3 separate regions of the Homo sapiens genome follow, and all the other regions are linked to region 1. A link is an interaction called in ENCODE POLR2A ChIA-PET data of the cell type or tissue named here. Cell type or tissue: GM12878. All regions are shown on one strand. Region 1 overlaps KALRN (kalirin RhoGEF kinase). Region 2 overlaps KALRN (kalirin RhoGEF kinase). Region 3 overlaps KALRN (kalirin RhoGEF kinase).

Region 1 (4,000 bases):
CTCTCATTTCCTTAATAACAGGTTACAGATCCTGTATCTATAAATTGAGCTAAACCCTTCTTGACCTTTCCATATTTTTAGCCTATACTGCTGCTCTGGATATAACAACTTCCATGGCTGATTACTTGTTCTGTGAATACTTTTATCTCAAGTTAAAAGAAATTCTCTCTTGAGTTTGAAGACCCTGTCCTCTTAGTTCCAGTTTCTAGTGTTGGTAACAAATTCATGTTTAGCCCTTGGCACATTTTGTCAGTTTGGGGGTGGGGGAATGGAAGGTTTGATATCTGCTTAGTGTTATGTTTTTCAGATTCAAATCTTCATATTCTCCATCTTTTCTTATAAAATGGACCATCAGGAACCTCATTAGTTTTTGATTTATTTCTCTGGACCTTTCTGTTCTACCTGTTTAGCCTATGTTAAAATAGAGCAACTGAGAGCATCATGACAATACTCCAAGTGCAGCTCACTGAAGGCCAAGCTGAAGCCTTTCATTCCTACCTTTTTGGACTGCATTTTTTTAAATCTTTGTGACTTTAACCTTAGGGCTAATGTTTTCAAAAACTACTAAATGAAACTGTTTCTGTTAGCTGCAGTAGCTGGTTTAGGCAGGCATCTTGTAAGAGCAGTTTAGGGCCAGACACGCTGTCTCACACCTGTAATCCCAGCATTTTGAGAGGCTGAGGTGGGAGTATCACTTGAGCCCAGGAGTTCAAGACCAGCCTGGGCAATGTAATGAGACCCAGTCTCTTAAACAAACAAACAAACAAACAAACAAAAAAGATTAGCTGGATATGGTGGTGCATGACTGTCCCAGTTATTTGGGAGGCTGAGGTGAGAGGATTGCTTGAGCCTAGGAGGTCAAGGCTGCAGTGAGCCATGATTGCACCACTGTACTCCAGACTGGGCAATAGAGTGAGACCCTGTCTCAAAATAGATAGATAGATAGATAGATAGATAGATAGATAGATAGATAGATATTATGGCTGGGTGCATTGGCTCATGCTTGTAACCCCAACACTTTGGGAGACTGAAGCGGGAAGATCACTTGAGCCCAGGAGTTCAAGACCAGCCTGGGCAACATAGTGAGACCCTGTCTCTAAAATAAAATAATAATAATAATAATAATAATAATAATAATAATAATAAAGAATAGCCTTAGATTAGTCTCTCATTATTTGTTTTACAGTTGCCCAACTTGACCTTACTCTCCAGCCTCACTGTGTATCCACACTACTTCTGCCAATTTGCATAATGAAATGCTAAATGTCACTGTGTAATCCTTCTTCCAGGACACTTGTAAAAGTGTTAAGATTGACTCCATTTTGAATATTTTTATCGTTAACAGTTCCATCCATGGGGACAGGGGAAAACCCCATCATCATAGGACATTTTTAACTTTTCAAAGGGGTTGTACAGCTATTATCTCGGCCTATTCCTTAGAAATCTGTAGAGAGGGAAGATTTAATTTGAAAACTGAGAAAAACTGAAGCATGGAACAATTTTAGCTATCTCACATAAATCATTCAGTGACTAGCAGGTCTGGGATTCAAATTTAGGTTCTTTTACCCTTAGTTCCCTCTGGAGTACCATATTCACCCTTTTCACTTGTTTTCTTTTGTAACTGCATATTTGGTATAGAATTGCGATCGTTAGCATTACCTCTGGAGCTCTTAACTAGAGATAGTCACTTTGACAATTTCATTATGTCTGGGAAATTGGCAGCACATAGATGCCAAGTACATCCTGGTTGCCTGAGAAGGTGGCAGCTCTGGGCTCCCTGCTGCAGGAGGATAAAGTCTCTGGTCTGCTAGTGCTTCACTGTGGTTTGGTGAGAACAGCCTTGGCTACTGATTTTCCATGTTGTCTGTGGCTAGGCTGGGAGGACACAGGGATTCCAAATGACTTTTCAAAGTACACTTCTCTAAGCCTGTTTTTCTCTCTTTTCAGAGTCTAGAAGGAAGCTCATACCGGGGGAGCTTGAAAGACCCTGCAGGCTGCCTGAATGAGGGGATGGCCCCACCCACACCTCCTAAAAACCCAGAAGAAGAACAGAAAGCCAAGGCCCTGAGAGGCAGGATGTAAGTGGCTTCCCCAGTTCCTCCCTGTGGTGCACATGTGAGTGCGGTGGACAATGGACAAAGGTTGGGGAAAATTCGAGAGGGGTTCCCCACGCTGTTTCCACTGACATCTTTCATTCTAAGACTCAGATCTGTACAGCATAGCACTGATAAACATTGAGCCACTTTGGCACTGACTTGATTGAAGTTTAGGCTAAAGTATATTCTGTGAGATAGCAGCTATTACTGACAAAGTGTGGTTGTAGGTCTGTTAGAAATTTAAAACATAGTGATAAAAGGAAAATGGCAAAGTTGAGGAAACTATGAGACTGTTACTGAGGGCCTATAGAATCAGAGAGTCTCTGACCGTGGCAGATAGTCTGATAGAGATCACCTAAGAAAACATTTCCCCAAATGTAGGAAAGTTATATATAGAGGAAGGAGCTGTTGTACCACCAAGCAGGTCCTGTCTCTACTCCTTCTCCAAAGGTTTTAATTTTGCATCTGTTTCTGGGATTAGTTCCAAGAGAACTTCTTCTCCACTTTGAATAGTTAGTGGTAAAATAAAATTCATAATGCAGAACAATCCCATGTTATGCAAGAGTTACCTATGTTGATATGAAGTCAATCTGTTATTTGAGTTGATCAAGAATATACCACATACCACTAGTGCAAAAGCAGAACTCCTCCAAAACTTTCATTTTCTTTTTCTTTTCTATCTTTTTTTTTTTTTTTTTTGAGACAGGGTCTTGCTTGGTCACCCAGACTAAAGTACAGTGGTATGATCATAGCTCACTGCAGCTTTGACCTCCTGGGCTCAAGGGATCCTCTCACCTCAGCCTCCCAAGTAGCTGGGACTACAGGTGTGCGCCACCATGCCTGGCTAATTATTTTATTTTTTGTAGAGATGGAGTCTTGCTTGGTTGCCCTGGCTGGTCTGGGACTCCTAGGCTCAAGTAATCCTCCTGTCTCAGCCTCCCAAAGTGTTGGGATTACAGGCAGGATCCACTGCACTTGGCCAACTTTTGTTTTCTTGTTTAGGGTTGTACTCTGTGTTGGAAGCAGAGCTACTGATGAGTCTTAGACATAGCTCAGCATGTGAGAGATTATAAGCAGTAGTGAGAATTGGGAAGGCAGGTGTGAAGGGTCCCTCCCTGTTGTTAATTAGCCTGCCTTTCTCTCTCAAATTCATCACTCCTTTAGCCTAGCCACAGACATGAAAACTAGCAAAAATAAGTGAGGCCAGGTCCTTCTGTTACCTAGAAATGTACAAAGTGTCTATTTATGAGTTTCTGTTTCCTAGGAAACAAAAGTGAGAACATCACAGTGAAGGCCTGGTTTGAAAGCAGGGCTATCACTTCATAGTGGAGATGAACAAGTAGCATGTAAATCTTGAAATTCTGTATTTACCCCCTCAGCTTTGTGAGTACTCAGGGGGAACCCCAAGAAGTTGGTAAATGGAATAGAGGTTGATAAATGCCATACCCAAAGGGAAATTTCCTAGCACTTGCACAAAGCTGAGTCTCCTTAGCTTCTCAGGTTGTTGTTACACAGGTGAGGCCAAGTTGGAGCTGATGTCTTAGTCCTTTGTCAAGTCAAAGCAAAGCTTAAGTCAGAAAGGTGACCTCTGAGGTGGCAGGTGACCCTGGGAAAAGCCAGTCACTACTCTTTTTTTTTGAGATGGAGTCTCTCTCTTTTGCCCAGGCCAGAGTGCAGTGGCACTATCTCGGCTCACTGCAAGCTCCGCCTCCCGGGTTCACACCATTCTTCTGCCTCAGCCTCCCAAAGTAGCTGGGACTACAGGCACCCGCCACCGCATCTGGCTAATTTTTTGTATTTTTAGTAGAGACGGGGTTTCACCGTGTTAGCCAGGATGGTCTCGATCTCCTGACCTCGTGATCCGCCAGCCTCAGCCTCCCAAAGTGCTGGGATTACAGGCGTGA
Region 2 (4,000 bases), 73 kb before region 1:
TCTTCATTGCATTTATCACTACCTGACATATTTGTTAATATTCCTCTGCAAATCCCCCCTACCAATACAGGGATTTTGTCTACTGTGTTCATTGCCCTATCCCCAGCATCTAAAACAGTAGCTGCCATGTAAGAAGTTCTCAGTAAATATTTATAGAAAGGAGGGACGGATCATGCATCAGGGACCTCTGCAGAGTTCTTATGTGAAGGACCAGGCTCAGCATGTAGAACGGTAAAGGAAACTGGCTTAAGCTTTAGCAGGAGGACTTCAGGATGGGAATGGGGAATCATGTTCTGATGCTAGGAGTCCTGATTGAGGAAGTCTTCTCTGGGGACGTATGGGTTAAGTACCTCTCATTTATTTGGACTGGTTGAAGGATGAGCAGGTCATTATCCACATTCCATTATTGGCAGATGTACATCCTTTCTATTATTGGAAATCCTCAATAAACTCACCTGAGTTACATCAAGACAAAATCCACTTTCCATTTGACTCATCAGAAACCTCTGCACTGTACTCCGTGAATGTACATGCTGCTGCAGCTGCTATTTGTGCCTGTAGGAGGGAAGGTGGCGTTGGCAGAATTAAAATGCCATCCCACATAGTGGACACTTAGCAATCATAAGTTTACCTTAATTGAAACTCAGAGTGATAGACTGGCACTCTTATACTGCCCTACTTTGGGAACACTTTGACCTACTTAGAGGTAAACGTTTTTGGAAGTAGATAAAACCTGGAGTGGTTTGTTTTTAGCAATTCCAGCTGCAGCCATCTTTCACTTTGATAAATAGCTCATCTGCCCCTGAGCTCAGGCCAGCTCAGGCGGCTGCTCAGTACAGATATCCAGGAACCTGTCCTTGTTGCCAGCAGTTCTTCCTCTCTGTCCTCACAGAAGAGGAATGTTGGCCATTCTGGGGAGACATCTGTGTCCTCTCAGTATGGCCTGAACCACCCCCCTACCTTGAACCTGGTTCAGACAAGACAGTGATCAGTAATACTTCCTGGAAAAAAAAAAAAGAGGGTGGCTGCAGGCTGAGCTGGGGCCTCTCTTAAGGATAAGTGAGACAGCTAGAAAGAGGCAAACAGGTGTCAATTGGGCAAGTACAGAGGAACACATTTAAAGGTCAGTAGGTGAAGACATATGGACTGAGCTCAGTAATGGTTCAGTCATTAGAGTCCAGGAGCTGTCTGTCACCAAGTGGATGATGGTACCCACAGGGCCAGCAGTGGTGCAGTGGTTAGACCACACTAAACAGAGATAAGAAGGAGAAGAGATTACTATGCGTGATTCTGGCAAGCACACTTTTTCTGTACACCTTACTGTTAAAATAACGCATATTACCTGGGAATGGTTACCCACACAGATATTATACACTTTTGAAAAAAAACATATTTGGGCTGGACACAGTGGGTCATGCCTGTAGTCTCAGCACTTTGGGAGGCTGAGGTAGGATGATTGCTTGAGGCCAAGAGTTCAAGACCAGCCTGGGCAATGTAGTGAGACCCCATCTCTATAGGCAGGTGTGGTGATGCATGCCTGTAGTCCCAGCTACTTGAGAGACTGAGGTGGGAGCCCATGATTTTGAGGTTACAGTGAGCTCTGATTATGCCACTGCACTTCAGCCTGGATGACAGAGCAAGACCCTACCTCCAAAACAAAACAAACAAACAAACAAACAAACAAAACCCCCCACCATATTTGGAGTTCAAATTAAATATAGAAGCAATGTACACATTGTACCTCCTCTCTCTAATTGAAGTGTTTCTGGTTACTGATGACTATTGTCTCAATTCCTCTTTTTCACATAAAGAAGAAACCCCAACCTTATGTCCAGTACTATTCTGTTTCCATTTCTTTTTTCTTCCACAGAAAATTAAACCAACTTCTGCTAGAATTCACCCTGTTCTTCTTTGTCTTTTCTCATGGAACAGGCCTTATTTAATTTACATTTTCCTTATAAACTCCCATGTATAGGTTAGCTTAGTGACTTACAAATAGTAAATATTCCAAGACCAATTATTTGTTGAATAAATGATTAGTACTTGGAAAGAATCTTAGATGTTTAGGCCACAGCCACAAATGGAGGCCAGGGCTTGGTAATTTGGGAATATTGATTAGCCATCCCGATATCAGCAATCAGGCAGTTCATAGATCAGAAATCTACACAGGGAAGATGAGAATTAAGGAACCTGCAGTTAGCAACCAGGGAGCATGGCAGGCAGTGGAAGAATGGGTCAAGGGACCGATTGTCAGAGTTTGAGAAAGTAAAACCATTTGTGTTCAAGTGTTTCCTAAACTCTACAATGCAGGAACTCATCCACAGTGTGAGTGGCCTTGGGCCCTAAAGTCCGTGGTTCTCAGCCATGACTTCACATTGAAATCCTCTGCAGAGCTTTTTAAAACCCATAGATTGGCCGGGCTTGGTGACGCTTGCCTGTAGTCCCAGGTACTCGGGAGGCTGAGGCAGGAGAATCACTTGAACCTGGGAGGTGGAGATTGCAGTGAGCCAAGATGTGCCCCTGCACTCCAGCCTGGGTGACAGAGTGAAACTCCATTTAAAAAAAAAAAAAAACCTATAGAATCCAAATATGGGGGTGAGTGCTACAGGTGAGAATCACCCCTGTGGGGAAAGGAGAGCAAGGGAATGGTTGGAGTGGAGTTAAGGAGATCAGGGCCTGGCCTCTGCACTCACCAGGAACCATGATCACGGCTCACCAAGCCTATGCTCTATAAAAGGTCACAGTAAGAAGGGTCTCCTATGAATCTCTAGGCCTGAATTGGGGCATGGTTGCTGTTCCTTCTTTCTCTATCCTGAGCTTTAAGAAATGTGGGGAAATGATTGTGATTTAGTAAAATTCTTTTCCTGTCCATCTGAAGAGAATAACCCTAAAGGAAAAAAAAATGGCATATGTCTGTTAGTGTAAGAGACAGGTACCTGAGGTCATGGTCCAGTGTTACTGAAGACTGTGGTTAATGTGGAGGGAGAGGCAGTCACACTGGTGCCTGATGTCAGGCCTGACATTGTGGTACACCTGGCCTACTACATCTGCAGGCTGATACCAGAAATTCTTTGGGGTTCACTGTTGTTGGAAATGAGGGTGGGACATAAAGTGGTCACGTAGGTAGGCAGAAAGCCTTATTCATGTAAAATGGACTTAGGCTGCAGGTATCACTGAAGACAAAGTCTGCCAAAAATATAAATGAGACTCAGCCATCTAGTTGAAAAGTAAGACTACTTTAAATATATTGCTTATAGCTCAGGAGCTTTTAGCCTGAACTTTGGGAGTGGGTGGGTAGGTATGTGAAAACCCTGAAATAATAGACATTCAACTGGCTTACACAAAAAGGAATGTATAAGCGAGGGGCGGGCACAAGTAAGGTCCAGGAATAAAGCTTTAGGAAGAAGCCTCTCTAGCTATTCAAATGATATCATGGGAAACCTACCTCTCTCTCTCATCTTTTCCCTGTATTGGCTTCATTCTCGGAGAGCTTCTTCCCACATTGTTATAGCAAAATACCCCCAGCTGCTTTAGGCTAACATTCCATCAACTTAGAAATCTTGTTGAAAGGGATGGCTGTTTTCTCAGATGTTCTTGCTAAGATCACAAGGTTTATGCTCATTGCATAAACTCGAGTCATGTGCTAAATCTGAACCAATCCCTGTGGCTGCCTGGCCACACCCAGGTCATGGGCTTATCTTTGGAGTAGAGGGTGGACAAGGGGAAGATGTCAGCCACACCCAGAAACATGGTCTCCAAAGGGAGGAAGGCTGGTTCCTCAAAGACAAGTCAAGGTGCTGTTACAAAAAGAAGAGGGCACAAATGCCAAATGGGCAAGGACAATGTCCGAATCTCGAGTAGGTCTCCATGTGTTTCTGTACCAACAACATCAGCATCACCTGGGAACTCATAGCAATGCAAATTCTCAGGCCCCACCCCAGACCTACTAAATCAGCAGCTCTGGGAATGGAGCCTAATAATCTGTGTTTTAACACACCCT
Region 3 (4,000 bases), 80 kb before region 1:
AACAGCTTCCCCATGCTGCAGAAGGTGGTGGAGAACCGTGGATAAAACTTGGGCTCTGAAGGCAATTACCATCAACAGCCTGAGAATGCCGGGCAAGTTTGATAATGTCGACTTGTGTTAAGTGTGTCACCAACTCACAAAAATACCTAACATTTATTGAGCTTTACCATGGGTCAGGTTCTGGGTTGCTTTATGCTAATAGCAATAATATTTTCCTCATCTTACAGATAAAGACACTGAGTCTTAAAAAGATTAGGTAATATGCTCAAAGTCACATAGCTGACAAGCAGTGGGCCTAAATTTGAACCCACGCCTGTCCATTTCCCAAGGTCTCACTTTACCACTGTGTTCTACACCCTCCCAAGTCTGAAAGCCTTTGAGACAGGCACTTTAGTTTATTCTCCCATCTGACTTGGCTTGTTAGCCAGTCTAGCTGAATCTAAGAGCATTAACCCCATTATAGTTACACATACCCACCTTCCCACTCTCCCTCTCACCTCTGGCCCCAAATGCCCCACTCTCTAGGAGGAGTGGTAGTAATCAGAGACAGATTTTGTCCTGTGGGTGCTTTGCCAACTAATAAGATTCTGATGTCCTCAGCTGGAGCAGAATGACTCCAAGGAGCACTCTGGACAGCAGGCTGAGCTTAGTCCAACTCTGATAGCGGCCTGCCAACCCCTGGTGCTGGCCCAGCCTGTTCAACAGATTGTCTGCAGGATGGAAGTCCCCTGCACTTTCTGCTGCCAGGAGCCAAAATGCCAAAAAGTTCAGGCTCCTCTGCCTACCAGGAGAGTCCTCCAAAGGTCTTTCTCTACCTCTTACTTTTCAGTATAATTCTGCATTAGGAGCCCTACCCTCAGGTTTTTCATTTATGCCATAATGCCTAACATGGCTTCACTATGGGAGGCTAAAAAAATAATTAGAGGATGAATATTCCCTAAACATTTCCTTTCAGGTACGAAGTGACATGTTATAAATTGCAGCTTGCTGATTTACTTTATCCTACAGTCCTCAATTGCAGGATTGAAGTACGATCCTTCAATCCTCTTCATTTGTATAGGATTGTACTGGTAATTGACTAGATGTGAGGTAGTCCTTTGAGATTCAGAACTCACTTCCTCATAGAAGCAGAAGTATACATGGGAGTATGATCAATGAGGGTGAGAACAGGTTTCCACACTAGCCCACAACATTTTCCTTTATATTAGCATAGCTGAATTACCCTATGTTTGCAATGAAAAGGTGTGGTATGGTGTTTTTAAAAATTATAATACTGTTGGGTAAGAATAGCTGAAACCCAAAAATAATGCATTTGAATAAGAAATGTTGTAATTTATTTGAGTACTGATACTTTTTGAAGAAAAGTATGTTTAAAGATAGATGGAGAGAGTCTAAAAGGAGCTCCTTGACATTTTTCAGAATCATAAAAAGTTAGAGTTGAAACTTACTCTTTTTATAACTGGATAAAACCGGTTCTTGAATAGATTTAATTTGACTCCAGAACATTGGCTTCTTTTGGCTCCTGGGATCTTAGAATTGAAAAGCAGGTGAAAGGTGTTCTAGCTCACTCTCTTTCCAAATACAAGAAACCCCTTCCACAATGTCCTTGACAAGTGGTCAGCTAAGCATTACTTGAGCACTTCTAGGGACTGGGAGCTTATTACTTCTAGAGCCTGTTGGATTTTAGTGTAATTCTAAGGGCTAGAATATTCCTCATATATTGCACTGAAATCCAAACACTTTCTACCCACGTCTCCTTCTATTCTCCCCCGTCCGAGCCCCGAGTGTAAATCCACCAGTGCTAATTATTATTCTCCCTCTCCTTCTGATCTGTATCTAGAAGAAAGTAATACAATTTGCAGATAAAATGTTAAACACTTCTTTCCTAAGCTATATAAGCCTAGCAATTTCTCCATAAATCCTTTTATTAAACGCTTAGAGCAGAACAAAATGTTTTTAATTAAATTCAACAATCCTGACTTGTTTAAAGTGATTGTTTGTGTTTATGGATTAATAGTCCTTTCCAATGTCCTTGGATTTGAGAACTTCACAGTCCATCCTTACCCTTGAACTTTGGGCATCCCCTGGTTTCTCACTCACAGACACCTGATCTGTTGTCCTCTCTGGGCATAGAGCTTAGAGGCAAGTGCCTTCTACTCTGAGACTCTCTATAGGCTGGACTTTTTTCCTGGTTATTCCCTACAGTCATTCATATTGCTATTTGTTCTAAAGTAGCATTTTTATTACCTTTTATTCATGTCTTCCTGAATTACCTCTAGGATCCTTTCCACTTCTAAAAATGTCTGTTTTTTTCTCTCTGCATCAGGTAATTACCTTTGTTAATTTAAAGGGATTAACCAAAGTATCCTGTGTTTATTTTATTTTTTTTCTATTTTTTATTTTGGAGACAGGGCCTCACTCTGTTGCCCAGGCTGGAGTGCAGTGGCAAATAGCTGGGACCACAGGTGCTTGCCACCATCCCTAGCTAATTTTTGTATTTTTTTGTAGAGATGAGGTTTCGCCATGTTGCCCAGGCTGGTCTCGAACTCCTGAGCTCAAGCAATCTGCCTGCCTTGGCCTACCAAAGTGCTGGGATTACAGGTGTGAGCCACTGCACCCAGCCAAAGTATCCTATTTTTGATGCATATAAGCATAGCATAAATATCTTCATTTTGAGGTCCAATTTTTTAATTTGGGGTGCATGAAATCTCCATTTTTGTAGTAAAAAATGGTTGAGACTGGGTGCAGTGGCTCACATCTTTAACCCCAGCACTTTGGGAGGCCAAGGCAGATGGATCACTTGAGCTCAGGAGTTCTAGACCAGACTGGGCAACATGGTGAAACCCCATCTCTACCAAAAATACAAAAAATTAGCTGGGCATGGTGGCATGCACCTGTGGTCCCAGCTGCTGGGGGTGGAGGTGGGGGAAGGGCTGCAGTGGGAAGGGAGGTGGAGGTTGCAGTGAGCCTAGATTGTGCCACTGCACTCCAGTCTGGGTGACAAAGCAAGACCCCATCTCAAAAAAAAACAAAAAACAAAAAACAAAAAAAAAAACAGGTTGAATGTCAGCAATTTCAGTTAAAAATGGCCCAACCTAATGTATTGTAATCTACTGTTTTTTTTCCTTAAAAGGGTACTGGCAAATCTTTGAAAACGGAACAGAATTTAGTTCTCAGGGAATCAGATGGGGTGGGAAGAAGACAGGGTATGAAATGAGAAGCCACTTATTTTGAGTAGAATGTCACCTAATCTTCCTGGGTTTAGCTTCCACATTTATGCAAAAGGAAGCTGATAAAGATGCCTATGTAACAGAGTTGCTGGGAGGCTCAAGGGTAGAAATGTTAAGTAAAAGTGATTTTTAAACTGTGAGGTTGGTTTTATTATTATGTGCACAGGCTGATTGTTTAGGATAAAACAAAAGTTGTCTGTGGCTTTACCTCGGTATGCAGTAGACTATAAAAACATGGTCTGTCTGTAATCCCAACACTTTCAGAGGTTGAGGCAGGAGAACCTCTTGAGCCCAGGAGTTCCAGACCAGCCTGGGCAACAGAGCGAGACCCCGTCTCTAGGAAAAATTTTTAAAAAGCCGGGCATGGTGGTGAGTGCCTATAGCCTCAGCTACTTGGAGGGTTGAGGTAAGAGGATCACTTGAGCCCAGGAGGTCGAGCCTGCAGTGAGCTGCCATTGAGCCATTGCACTCCAGCCTGGGCGGCAGAGCGAGACCCTGTCTCCAAAAAAATGTCTTGGGGTGGAAGGCCTGAGTCTGAATCCTGGTCACTGGCTAGATGATGACCTTGGGTAAGACACTTAAAATCTATGAAATAAGCCGGATGTGATCATACACCTGTGGTCCTAGCTGTCTGGGACGTGAGAGAGGATGGCTTGAGTTCATTGCTGCAGTGAGCTATGATTGCACAACTGCACTCCAGCCTAGGCAATGGAGCAAGACTCCATTTCTAAAAATTCTAACTTTAAAAAATCTGTGAAATTGATTAATAG

Evidence for each region. ChIA-PET counts read pairs that join two places held together with the same protein. Peaks named below come from ENCODE experiments on the same cell type or tissue, not always from the same donor. Only the 100,000 strongest peaks of a DNase experiment are listed, where the experiment ranks them.
Region 2: POLR2A ChIA-PET joins it to region 1 with 5 read pairs; 3 of 35 experiments call an interaction of 5 or more read pairs at or near these places.
Region 3: POLR2A ChIA-PET joins it to region 1 with 5 read pairs; 3 of 35 experiments call an interaction of 5 or more read pairs at or near these places.

Annotation. Positions count from the first base shown.
Region 1 is chr3:124,648,861-124,652,860 of GRCh38, forward strand. KALRN (kalirin RhoGEF kinase) reads left to right here. Exons shown (of 60, transcript NM_001388419.1): 38 at 1,948-2,078. Among named protein-coding and RNA genes, the nearest start is that of UMPS, 80 kb to the right of the region's middle. In GM12878, no CTCF peak of the experiment used is centred here; a DNase peak (open chromatin) is centred at 2,131; H3K27ac peaks cover 1,858 bases.
Region 2 is chr3:124,576,209-124,580,208 of GRCh38, forward strand. All of the region lies in intron 34 of KALRN (kalirin RhoGEF kinase), which reads left to right. LOC105374076 (a long non-coding RNA gene) reads right to left here. Exons shown (of 4, transcript XR_001740872.2): 2 at 456-555. Among named protein-coding and RNA genes, the nearest start is that of UMPS, 150 kb to the right of the region's middle. RefSeq lists an enhancer at 1,491-1,780. In GM12878, a CTCF peak has its summit at 546; DNase peaks (open chromatin) are centred at 523 and 1,789.
Region 3 is chr3:124,569,305-124,573,304 of GRCh38, forward strand. All of the region lies in intron 34 of KALRN (kalirin RhoGEF kinase), which reads left to right. All of the region lies in intron 2 of LOC105374076 (a long non-coding RNA gene), which reads right to left. Among named protein-coding and RNA genes, the nearest start is that of UMPS, 160 kb to the right of the region's middle. In GM12878, no CTCF peak of the experiment used is centred here; no DNase peak of the experiment used is centred here.